Linked DNA regions of Homo sapiens: all the other regions are linked to region 3. A link is an interaction called in ENCODE POLR2A ChIA-PET data of the cell type or tissue named here. Cell type or tissue: GM12878. All regions are shown on one strand.

Evidence for each region. ChIA-PET counts read pairs that join two places held together with the same protein. Peaks named below come from ENCODE experiments on the same cell type or tissue, not always from the same donor. Only the 100,000 strongest peaks of a DNase experiment are listed, where the experiment ranks them.
Region 1: POLR2A ChIA-PET joins it to region 3 with 7 read pairs; 1 of 35 experiments calls an interaction of 5 or more read pairs at or near these places.
Region 2: POLR2A ChIA-PET joins it to region 3 with 6 read pairs; 4 of 35 experiments call an interaction of 5 or more read pairs at or near these places.

What each region holds. Positions count from the first base shown.
Region 1 is chr19:10,660,638-10,664,637 of GRCh38, reverse strand. The region is part of intron 1 of ILF3 (interleukin enhancer binding factor 3); the gene reads right to left. Among named protein-coding and RNA genes, the nearest start is that of ILF3, 8.3 kb to the right of the region's middle. In GM12878, no CTCF peak of the experiment used is centred here; no DNase peak of the experiment used is centred here; H3K4me3 peaks cover 1,756 bases; H3K27ac peaks cover 1,035 bases.
Region 2 is chr19:10,321,317-10,325,316 of GRCh38, reverse strand. RAVER1 (ribonucleoprotein, PTB binding 1) reads left to right here. Exons shown (of 13, transcript NM_133452.3): 4 at 1,751-1,942; 5 at 2,043-2,172; 6 at 2,578-2,672; 7 at 3,699-3,786. Among named protein-coding and RNA genes, the nearest start is that of FDX2-ZGLP1, 7.3 kb to the right of the region's middle. In GM12878, no CTCF peak of the experiment used is centred here; no DNase peak of the experiment used is centred here.
Region 3 is chr19:10,094,816-10,098,815 of GRCh38, reverse strand. It overlaps ANGPTL6 (angiopoietin like 6), which reads left to right. Exons shown (of 6, transcript NM_031917.3): 2 at 2,243-2,834; 3 at 3,878-4,000. The coding sequence starts at 2,253. Among named protein-coding and RNA genes, the nearest start is that of ANGPTL6, 5.9 kb to the left of the region's middle. RefSeq lists silencers at 2,491-2,550, 2,611-2,750. In GM12878, no CTCF peak of the experiment used is centred here; no DNase peak of the experiment used is centred here; H3K4me3 peaks cover 553 bases; H3K27ac peaks cover 498 bases.

The sequences.
Region 1 (4,000 bases), 570 kb before region 3:
GATCTCGGTTCACTGCAACCTCTGCCTCCCAGGTTCAAGAGACTGTCCTGCCTCAGCCTCCCAAGTAGCTGGGATTACAGACATGCACCACCACACCTGGCTAATTTTTTTTTGTATTTTTAGTAGAGACGGGGTTTCATCACATTTGTCAGGCTGGTCTCGAACTCCTGACCTCAAGTGATCTGCCTGCCTCGGCCTCCCAAAGTGCTGGAATTACAAAGGCGTTGAGCCACTGCGCCCAGCTTAAATTTTTTATTATTATTATTTTTGAAACGGACTCTCACTGTGTTGCCCAGGCTGGAGCGGAGTGGCGCGATCTCGGCTCACTGCAACCTCCGCCTCCCAGGTTCAAGTGATTCTCCTGCCTCAGCTTCCCGGATAGCTGGGATTACAGGCACCTACCACCATGCCAGGCTAACTTTTGTATTTTTAGTAGAGACGGGGGTTTCAACATGTTGGCCAGGCTGGTCTCAAACTCCTGACCTCAAATGATCTGCCCACCTCGGCCTCCCAAAGTGCTGGGATTACAGGCAGTGAGCCACTGCCCCCGGCCTAAGTGTTCACTAAAATTGTATCACCCTTTTTTCTATGTTTGAACATTTTCAAAAGATGTTACTAAAATAAAACAGATTCAACACATTAAATTTATATATATCCATAACTCCATACAGATACTTTAAAAAAAACTAACTTCCCACATTAGAGGTGTTTACATCCAAACTTCATAGTCTGAAAATTGTTAAAAGACTAAAGTTCACCCCCAGTTGATACAGACAATCTATTAAAAAAAGCCATGTGACACATTAGAGAGTTAGAAGTAGAAAATCACCCCACTATCAGGCACAGTGGCACACACCTGTAATCCCAGCACTTTGGGAGGCTGAGGCTGGTGGATCATGAGGTCAGGAGATCGATAGCATCCTGGCTAACACGTTGAAACCCCTCTCTACTAAAAATACAAAAAAATTGGACGGGAGCAGTGGCTCACGCCTGTGATCCCAGCACTTTGGGAGGCTGAGGCGGGTGGATCACGAGGTCAGGGGTTCGAGACCAGCCTACCCACATGGTGAAACCCCACCTCTACCAAAAATACAAAAATTAGCTGGGCGTGGTGGCAGGCGTCTGTAATCCCAGCTACTCAGGAGGCTGAGGCAGGAGAATTGCTTGAACCCGGGAGGCGGAGGTTACAGTGAGCCGAGATCGCGCCACTGCACTCCAGCCCGGGCGACAGAGCGAGACTCCATCTCAAAAAAAATGCAAAAAAATTAGCCAGGCGTGGTGGCAGGTGCCTGTAGTCCCAGCTACTCAGGGAGGCTGAGGCAGGAGAATGGCGTGAACCCAAGAGGCGGAGCCTGCAGTAAGCCGAGATCGCGCCACTGCACTGCAGTCTGGATGACAGAGAGAGACTCCATCTCGAAAAAAAGCCACCCCATCAACCATTGAAGCACTGAAGAACAAGGTATCATTCGGTCAAAATATCGCCCCACCCAAAATGCCTCAGAGGACACACACACGCCCCCAACACACCTGTCTTCAGCAAATGCCCTACATGTGGCTTTCCATCTGCTTTCTTCACTGTTCAAAATGAGAAACGTGGGTGTGCCCTTGCTATAACGACTGCCTCACTTCATCTTCCTCTGCTCCCCAAGGCAGACCCTTGAAAAGACCCCTGAAGGGCCTCGCTGGCCTCCAGCTTGCTCTGACCACCACAACTGGCCAGCATGCAGTCCGTTACATGCCTGGGTCCTCCTCCCTTAGACCAGGCAACAGCAGCAATGCTTTCTGACTCAGGTGGACACAATGAATAAGGGCAGTAATTATCTGAACTAAAACAAATGTTTAAAAACTAGAGTTATCGCTCCTTTTCAGGGCAACAAATCCATTCCTCTCTATGAGCCCAAGACCAATTTGACATCCAAGCCAGCTTCTTGGAATTTGTCTCACTAACTGATCCAGCAGTCTTCAGGGTGAGCAGAAACTTCCCTTTCAAGAGGATATTTAGTGAGGCACACTGCTGGCAATAAGCCTACAGCACCCACCCACACGCAACACTCCGCTGCCCCTACTAATCTAACTTTAAACGAAAGCTGCGAAACGATGAACAATGCTGTTCTTGCAACCACATTTATTCAAACCTGGCACCAGCAAAGCCTATTCTTACAATTTTTATGATTCAATCCTGGGCACCAGCAACATGCAGCTTCTCTGAAAACAAACCCAAGGCAGGATCAAGTGGTAAATGAAGTATTGGGATTTTAAACATGACTTCTTGGTGGTTTGGGATGGTTTAACACACAGGGATTCATTTTTCTTTTGTTCCTGAATCCAGCCCACCCACAACATGCAGTTACAGAAGCTTCAACCACAAAACATTATGTTTGTGGTGCAATGGCCATCTTTCTGACCTCTCACTAATTACACTATGAGGTTCATGGCACTTGTTGGAAAAGAAACATGCCCAAGTTAGTTCAGCATGAGTGGATGAACAGATGTTTGTGGAATGGACAGGTACAGTGGCAACACCCTCACAGGTATGGCCCCACCTGTCTTCGGGGTATTTCATAAGTCTTACAGCCTTCCCAGCAACTCTAGGGAATGGTCCTGAAGTGGATATTCACTTGAGAGAGACCAAATTAGGCTCTGAAATTCAGAGACTCAACCCACCTCCTGGTTTCCTGACCTCTGGAGCTGGCCCATCCTGGGCTGTGAGCTGAAATGATACACTTGAGCTAGGAGTCTTGGTGACTCCTTGAACTTTGACAGAGTCACGCCATCAAGGGCACATTGAAAATTATTCTTAGAAAGCAACCGGCCGGGCACAGTGGCTCCCACCTGTAATCCCACCACTTTGGGAGGCTGAGGCGGGTGGATCACCTGAGGTTGGGAGTTCCAGACCGGCCTGACCAACTTGGAGAAACTCCATCTCTACTAAAAATACAAAATTAGCCCGGTGTGGTGGTGCATGCCTGTAATCCCAGCTCCTCGGGAGGCTGAGGCAGGAGAATCGCTTGAACCCGCGAGATGGAGGTTGCAGTGAGCCGAGATCGCGCCATTGCACTCCAGCCTGGGCAACAAGAGCAAAACTCCGTCTCAAAAAAAAAAAAAAAGCAAGCAACCGAGCGAGGCAATGCCAGTCTAAAATCTTGCTATCAATGCCATTCTGAAATATTTAAAAATGTGAAGTCCAGTGCAATGGTTCATAGTTCAGACTGCAACAGTATTATTATATCAAAGAGCTTTTTTTTTTTTTCTCTTTGAGACAGAGTCTTGCTCTGTCACCCAGGCTGGAGTGCAGTGGCGTGATCTCAGCTCAACTGCAACTTCCGCCTCGTGGGTTCAAGCAATTCTTCTGCCTCACTCTACTGAGTAACTGGGATTACAGCCACAGACCACCATTCCTGGCTAATTTTTGTATTTTTAGTACAGACGGGATTTCACCATGTTGGCCAGGATGGTCTCCAACTCCTGACCTCAAGTGATCCGCCAGCCTCGGCCTCCCAAAGTGCTGGGATTATAGGCGTGAACCACCGCGCCCAGCCAGAAATAAAGATTTTAGTAAATATTTTCAACTTAAAGGACTGTCCTTTATTTTATTCCTATAGTTTTGGTGATAAAGACAATCTTGCTAATTATGAAAAACGGAAATGGTGAATGATCACTAATTTAAAGATATTTTCCTTGACAAAATAAAAAGTTGGCAAATACAGCCGGGCATGGTGGCTCACACCTGTAATCCCAGCACTTTGGGAGGCCAGGGCAGGCAGATCACGAGGTCAGGAGTTCAAGATCAGCCTGGCCAACATGGCAAAACCCTATCTCCACTAAAAATGCAAAAATTAGCCGGGTGTGGGGGCGGGCGCCTGTAATCCCAGCTACTCAGGAAGCTGAGGCGGGAGAATCGCTTGAACCCAGGAGGCGGAGGCTGCAGTGAGCCGACAGCACACCACTGCACTCTAGCCTAGGCGACAGAGTGAGACTCCATCTCATAAAAAAAAGTTGG
Region 2 (4,000 bases), 230 kb before region 3:
GGAGACAGAGGTTGTGGTGAGCCAAGATCCCACTACTGCATTCCAGTCTGGGTGGCAGAGCGAGACTCCGTCTCAAAAAAAACAAAACAAAAAACAAAAACCCTGTCTCTATTAAAAATAGAAAAAAAATTAGCCAGGCGTGGTGGTAGGTGCCTTTAATCCCAGCTACTCGGGAAGCTGAGGCAGGAGAATTGATTGAACCAGGGAGGTGGAGGTTGCAGTGAGCCAAGATCATGCCACCGCACTCCAGCCTGGGCAACAGAGCGAGACTCCCTCAAAAAAAAAAAAAATTATGTGAAGATGGGGTCTCCCTATGTTGCCCAGGCTGGTCTGAAACTCCTGTGCTCAAACGATCCTCCTGCCTTTGCCTCCCAAAGAGCTGGGATTATAGATTCGAGCCACTGGGCCTGGTCTCACCAAACATTTGTTGAGCATCTGATGAGTAGCAGGCGTTGAAGTGATGTCCTCCGAGGAGCCCACCTTTAATGTTAGGTGACCCAGCTGAATGGAGGGTGGGCTTGACAGTGAAGCAGCTTGAGGTTCACACATCAGTCCCTCGACTTAGGAATTGTGTGGCCTTGATCACTCTGTGACCCCTCTGAGTCTCTCTCTGTTCATCCCTAAGATGGGTGTGTTTATGGCCGGGCACAGTGGCTCACGCCTGTAATCCAGCACTTTGGGAGGCCAAGGCAGGCGGATCGCTTGAGGTCAGGAGTTCAAGACCAGCCTTGCCGACATGGTGAAACCTCATTTCTACTAAAAATACAAAAATTAGCTGGGCGTGGTGGTGCACACCTGTAATCCCAGCTACCAGGAGGCTGAGGCAGGAGAATCACTTGAACCCAGGAGGTGGAGGTTACGGTAAGCTAAGTTCACATCACTGCACTCCGGGGTGACAGAGCAAGACTCTGTCTCAAAAAAAACAAAACAAAACAAAAGCCGACAGGTTTGGTTATGGGAGATCTGTGCCCAGACCTTGGCACAGGGCGTGGGCAGAGGTGAAGGGCTGCTACCTGCACCTTTGCTGCCCGGGCATTCAGCAAGTGCCGGTGCCCAGCCCAACCACTTCCCTTAGCACTGCTACCTGGCTTGGCCACTGTCTGGAACGAGAGCCCTTCCTTCCCCACCCGTTGCTGATTATCTCTTTTTTTTTTTTTTTTTTGAGATGGAGTTTTGCTCTTGTTGCCCAGGCTGGAGTGCAGTGGCGCGATCTCGGCCCACCGCAACCTCTGCCTCACAGGTTCAAGTGACTCTCTTGCCTCTGCCTCAGCCTCCCAAGTAGCTGGGAATACAGGCATGTGCCACCACGCCTGGCTAATTTTGTATTTTTAGTAGAGACGGGGTTTCTCCATGTTGGTCAGGCTGGTCTCGAACTCCCGACCTCAGGTTATCTGCCCGCCTCGGCCTCCCAAAGTGCTGGGATTACAGGTGTGAGCCACCGCATCCGCCCGTGGCCTTGGCTTTGTTGGTGAGGTGGCTCCCAGCTCCGCCCTCCCTCCAGCTGTGTGGCCTTGGGTGCGCTGACCTCTCCGTGCCTCAGTTGCCTTCTCTGAGAAATGGGTATGATGCAGCCTCCCAGGGTCATTGGGAAAATCAGATGAGCTGATGCAGGAATGAGGCACAGGGCAGTGGAGGCCTGGCGTGGAGTTCACCCTTATGGGGCAGCTGAGTCTGGTTACGGTTGTCACTTCCCGGGGTGGTGCAGTCACTGCTGCCCAGATGCTCATGACTGCCTGCCTTCCTCCGGCAGCTGGCGTGCGGCCAGGATGGGCAGCTGAAGGGCTTCGCGGTGCTGGAGTATGAGACGGCTGAGATGGCGGAGGAGGCACAGCAGCAGGCGGACGGCCTGTCCCTGGGGGGCAGCCACCTGCGAGTCTCCTTCTGCGCCCCTGGGCCCCCCGGCCGCAGTATGCTGGCCGCTCTCATCGCTGCCCAGGCCACGGTGAGCCTGTGCGGGCAGAGGTGGCGGGGTGGGGATGGGAGCCCCATGGGGATGTCAGGGCCCCAGCGGCACTCTGAGCTGCTTCTGTTCCTTCCTGCAGGCCCTCAATCGGGGGAAGGGACTCCTCCCCGAGCCCAACATCCTGCAGCTGCTCAACAACCTGGGCCCATCCGCGTCCCTCCAGCTGCTGCTCAACCCCCTGCTCCATGGCAGTGCGGGGGGGAAGCAGGGTAAGGTGGGGCTGGACAGGGGCCCCACTGTGCAGAACAGGGGCTGCAGCGCTGCCCCCGGCACTTCCCGAAACTGCTCATCTTGGCTGCAGTGACAGGAGCCCCAGGAGTAGGGCCGAGGGGGAGTATGGAGTCATAGCGGGGGCTGCTGCTGTCCACAACTGGGGGCCGGGACCAGGGCCACACAGCAGCCTGCAGTGAGGTGGGGTGCTGACAAGAGGGGGCTGACCTTCACTGGAGTAGCCTCTGCCCCTTCTAGGCCCTTCCTTTGGGCAAGTCCACTGCCCACCCCCCGGCCCCAGAGTGTCAGTTTCCTGCCCCATCAATGGGTTCAGGGCTGTGTTTCGTGAGGTGGGGCAGGGAGGACACAGGGACCCCCACACATCCTCCTATGTCTCCCTCCAGGCCTCCTGGGTGCCCCCCCAGCCATGCCGCTGCTCAATGGGCCAGCCCTGTCCACGGCGCTGTTGCAGCTCGCCCTGCAGACCCAGGGCCAGAAGGTAACACACGCATCCCCCTCACCCACTGCTCTACAGCCCCTACAGGCTCTTTTCAACACAGCTGGTGCGATCGGTGGGGTGGGGGGACCTCTGGCTGTGCCCTGGGGGCGCAGAACCAGGGTGAGGGCGACTCCCCCAAACCCCTGCCTTTCCCACCCACATCCCCATCCCCCTCTGGCAATTGCTCATGATGGTTCGCCATCTTTCCCTCCATTCTGAGAGCGCCCCTGGACTTGGTGCCTGGGGTGGGGTCAGGGGACCTGGACACGCCCATTTACAGCCTGAAACTGGGTGTGGGCTGGGAGCGCCGCTGCTGGGCACCAGTTTGTGAATAGACTCTGCTCGGAAGCTCTATAGACATGCCTGGGAAAAAACTCCAGGTCTATCCCCTCAGTGTGTGCACACACACACACGCACACCTAGAAACACAGGTATACATATAGACTCACACATACAAAGATGCAAATATACACACAGAGACATAGACACACAAAGACATAAGACAAAGACACACACATAGACACAGACACACATATAGACACAAGACAGACTCATGCACACAGAAACAAAGACACAGATATACACGCACACACACACACAGACACACACACACATAGACATACACCCATGCTCCGTCCTGTCTGGTGTGGTTCCCTGGATTCTAAGTCAGGTGTGTCTGTCTGGTGGTAACTGACAGAATATGTGAGCCTGTGGGTCTGGCCTTCTGTGACTAAAAGTGGCTGAAACACTGTGTGGCTGTCCCATTCCATGTGGCTGCAGTTGATACTGTGCTGCAATCATTGGCCAGGGAACTGGGGCCTGGAGCTCAGGAGACCCTCGGTCACCATGGCTGATGGGACAGTGATAGAGTTGGAGTGTGGCGGGCACTGGGGAACCCTGTGCCTGTCTGCCCAGGATCGGCCGTGCCCTGGAGTTGGGGTGTGTCTGCCAAGACTCTGGGCCACACCTGTCTGCTTCCCTGGGCCACCCTGCCCCCATCTGCAACTGTCTGTGCTCTGTCCCTAGAAGCCCGGCATCCTGGGAGACTCACCCCTGGGCGCCCTCCAGCCTGGGGCCCAGCCAGCCAACCCCCTCCTCGGGGAGCTGCCTGCAGGTAACGCAGACCCTGCCCACACGGTGTCCCCCAGCCACTTCCCCTTCCTTCCCTGCTACGTGGCCTCGGGTGAGTGACCCAACCTCTGGGTCCCAGCGCCCTTGTCCATCAGTTGGGTGCCCTCCACTCAGGGCCCAGGGATGAGCTCTGCTCAGTGGCCAGCATGGATTTGTCTCTTGACCCCTGGGCCCTGGTCCAGGTGGGAGCTGGAGGG
Region 3 (4,000 bases):
TTTTGCTTTTGTTGTCCAGGCTGGAGTGCGGTGGTGCGATCTCGGCTCACTGCAACCTCCACCTCCCAGGTTCAAGTGATTCTCCTGCCTCAGCCTCCCAAGTAGCTGAGATTTCAGGCCTGTACCACCACACCCGGCTAATTTTGCACTTTCAGTAGAGATGGGGTTTCACTATGTTGGTCATGCTAGTCTCGAATTCCTGACCTCAGGTGATCCACCCACCTTGGCCTCCCAAACTGCTGGGATTACAGACATGAGCCACAGCACCCAGCCTCCCTTCGCTTTTGCTTTAACCTCTCCCAGGTTGCTTTAATACATCAGGCAGGGTCCAGTCTCAGAGCTTTTGCACTTAGATCTGCTCCTCCACCAGGCCTTCCCTTTAGGCAACCCCCTCTCAAGCTGCCCCTGCACAGACCTGCGTATTCTTTACCTAGTTTGCTGTTTTTTGTTATTGTTTTGTTTTAAGAGACAGGGTTTGCTCTCGTCCCCAGGCTGGAGTGCAATGCTGCGATCATAGCTCACTGCAGCTTCAAACTCCTGGCCTCAATCGATCCTCCCGCCTCTGCCTCCCAAAGAGCTGGGATTACAGGTGTGAGCCACTGAGCCCAGATTTACAAAATAGTTTAAAAATTAGCAGGGCATGGTGGGTCACACCTGTAATCTCAGCATTTTGGGAGGCAGAGGTGGATCACTTGAGGCCAGGGGAGACCAGCCTAGGCAACATAGCAAGACCCTGACTATACAGAAAATTTAAACATTAGCCAGATGTGGTTCTGTGCACTTGCAGTTCCTTTTTTTTTTTTTTTTTTTGGTAGAGACAGGGTCTGGATACGTTGCCCAGTCTGGAGTCTGGTCTTGAATTCCTGGCCTCAAGCAGTCTTCCCGCCTTAACACAGGCCTGAGCCGCCTCACCAGTCCTACTGTTATTTTTATATTTATTATTTTATTTTATTTTATTTTTTTGAGATGGAGTCTCGCTCAGTCACCCAGGCTGGGCTGCAGTGGCACAATCTCGGCTCACCGCAAGCTCTGCCTCCCAGGTTCACGCCATTCTCCTGCCTCAGCCTCCCAAGTAGCTGGGACTACAAGTGCCCGCCACCACGCCCAGCTAACTTTTTGTATTTTTAGTAGAGATGGGGTTTCACCGTGTTAGCCAGGATGGTCTCGATCTCTTGACCTCGTGATCCACCTGCCTCAGCCTCCCAAAGTGCTGGGATTACAGGAGTGAGCCACCGCGCCTGGCCCTACTGTTATTTTTAGCATTTAACATTGTCTAATATGCTCTATTTATTCATCCTATACAGTACATATTTATTTTTTTGCCCACTAGGGGAGGGATTTTTGTCTGTTTTGTTCCTAAATGTATTCCCAGTGCCTAGAAAGGGGGCTGGCACACATTTGTGCCTAGTGACTGCTTTTTTTTTTTTTTCTTTTGAGACAGAGTCTTGCTCTGTCGCCCAGGCTTGAGTGCAGTGGCGTGATCGCAGCTCACTGCAGCCTGGAACTGCTGGGCTCAGGCGATCTTGGGATGACAAGCCCTTGCCACCATGCCCAGCTAATTTTTGTATTTTTTGTATAGACAGGGTCTCTCTGTGTTGTCTAGGCTGGTCTCCAACTCCTAGGCTCAAGTGATCAGCCCACCTCGGCCTCCCAAAGTGCTGGAATTACCGGCCTGAACGGCCCCATAAGCCTTGTTTTTATTTATTTATTTATTTTTGAGATGGGCTATCACTTTGTTGCCCGGGCTGGAGTGCAGGGGAGCGATCATGGCTCACTGAAGCCTTGAACTCCTGGGCTCAAGTGATCCTCCTGCCTCAGCCTCCCGAATAGCTGGGACCAGAGGTGTGCACCACCACGTCTGTCTAATTTTTTTTTTTTTTTTTTGTAGAGACAGGGGTCTCCCCATGTTGCCCAGGCTGGTCTCGAACTCCTGGTCTCAAGCGATCCTCTCGCCTCGGCCTCCCAAAGTGCTGAGCTTGCAGGCGTGAGCTACGGCGCCCGGCCTCGCTTGTCGAATGAATGAATGCTTGAGATGCGTTATCCGGCCTGGCGCCAAGAGCTCGGTGTTGAAGCCAGAGTGGGATCACCCTGGGGCCCTCCAGCCGTGGGGGGAATGAGATGGGGACTGAAATTATGGGCCCGGGACATCGCGGGTGTAGACGCGCGCATCCCCGCGTGGAAGCGGAGGGGTCTCGCTGGGCCCCAGCACCCCGTCTTCCTTCCGTTCCTCCTCTGCCTGCAGGTCCGCCGCGATGGGGAAGCCCTGGCTGCGTGCGCTACAGCTGCTGCTCCTGCTGGGCGCGTCGTGGGCGCGGGCGGGCGCCCCGCGCTGCACCTACACCTTCGTGCTGCCCCCGCAGAAGTTCACGGGCGCTGTGTGCTGGAGCGGCCCCGCATCCACGCGGGCGACGCCCGAGGCCGCCAACGCCAGCGAGCTGGCGGCGCTGCGCATGCGCGTCGGCCGCCACGAGGAGCTGTTACGCGAGCTGCAGAGGCTGGCGGCGGCCGACGGCGCCGTGGCCGGCGAGGTGCGCGCGCTGCGCAAGGAGAGCCGCGGCCTGAGCGCGCGCCTGGGCCAGTTGCGCGCGCAGCTGCAGCACGAGGCGGGGCCCGGGGCGGGCCCGGGGGCGGATCTGGGGGCGGAGCCTGCCGCGGCGCTGGCGCTGCTCGGGGAGCGCGTGCTCAACGCGTCCGCCGAGGCTCAGCGCGCAGCCGCCCGGTTCCACCAGCTGGACGTCAAGTTCCGCGAGCTGGCGCAGCTCGTCACCCAGCAGAGCAGTCTCATCGCCCGCCTGGAGCGCCTGTGCCCGGGAGGCGCGGGCGGGCAGCAGCAGGTAACCTCGCAGCCTCCCCGGAGAGCAGCATCGTCTGTGAAATGGGGGTTTTGCAACCCCACGATCTCTTATCCACAGTTCTGAAATCCGCAAAACCCTGAAAACCGGATTCCTACTCGCCCCTTCTGGTAACTTATTTGGGTCAAAAAGTGACTGGTGGCTATTTATAGCCTTCACTTAACCACTTAATGTGAATAGTCATAGGATCCTATAATTAAACATATCATTATCACGTAAAGACCAAAAACCCCTTTAGGAGTGTTATGTATATTCTATACACACATGCATATACATAACCCTCCCTGTGTCACTGTGTCTAAATCCAGCCGTGTTATTCTGAATTCTGGAACGTGTCCTGGTCTGGGTTTGGGATAAGAGAATGTTGCTCTGTGACAGTCCCTACGTTACAGGGTTGGTGAGAGGAGTCAGTAAGTTAGATACTGTTGGATGTGTTGTTATTATCCCTACTCTACAGAGGAGGCTGGGGCACAGATCAATTAAACCATGAGCACCAAGAGCCGGTATTTAAGCCCAGCTCTGTCTGCACTTTATTTTTTTAATTTTATTTTTGAGATGGAGTCTCGCTCTGTCTCCCAGGCTGGAGTGCAGTGGTGCAATCTTGGCTCACTGCAACCTCCACCTCCCAGGTTCAAGCGATCCTCCTACCTCAACCTTCCGAGTAGCTGGCATTACAGGCGTGAGCCAACACACTCAGTTAATTTTTTTTGTATTTTTAGTAGAGACGGAGGTTTCACCATGTTGGTCAGGCTGGTCTCGAACTCCTGACCTCAGGTGATCCGCCCGCCTCGGCCTCCCAAAGTGCTGGGATTACAGGCACGGGCCATAGCGCCCAGCCTGTCTGCACTTTAAAGCCAAGTTGTTTAGCTTTTGGGGAGGATCATTCCTAGGGCTGGGACACCCCCACTGCCAGATGTCCAGGTCATTTGGGAGCTGGGAGATTTATCCACCATTTCTGCCCCTGAGACCAGGCCTCCTGGCCTGAGGGTTAGTGCAATTACACCTGACTTTCTCCGTCACCCCAGGTCCTGCCGCCACCCCCACTGGTGCCTGTGGTTCCGGTCCGTCTTGTGGGTAGCACCAGTGACACCAGTAGGATGCTGGACCCAGCCCCAGAGCCCCAGAGAGACCAGACCCAGAGACAGCAG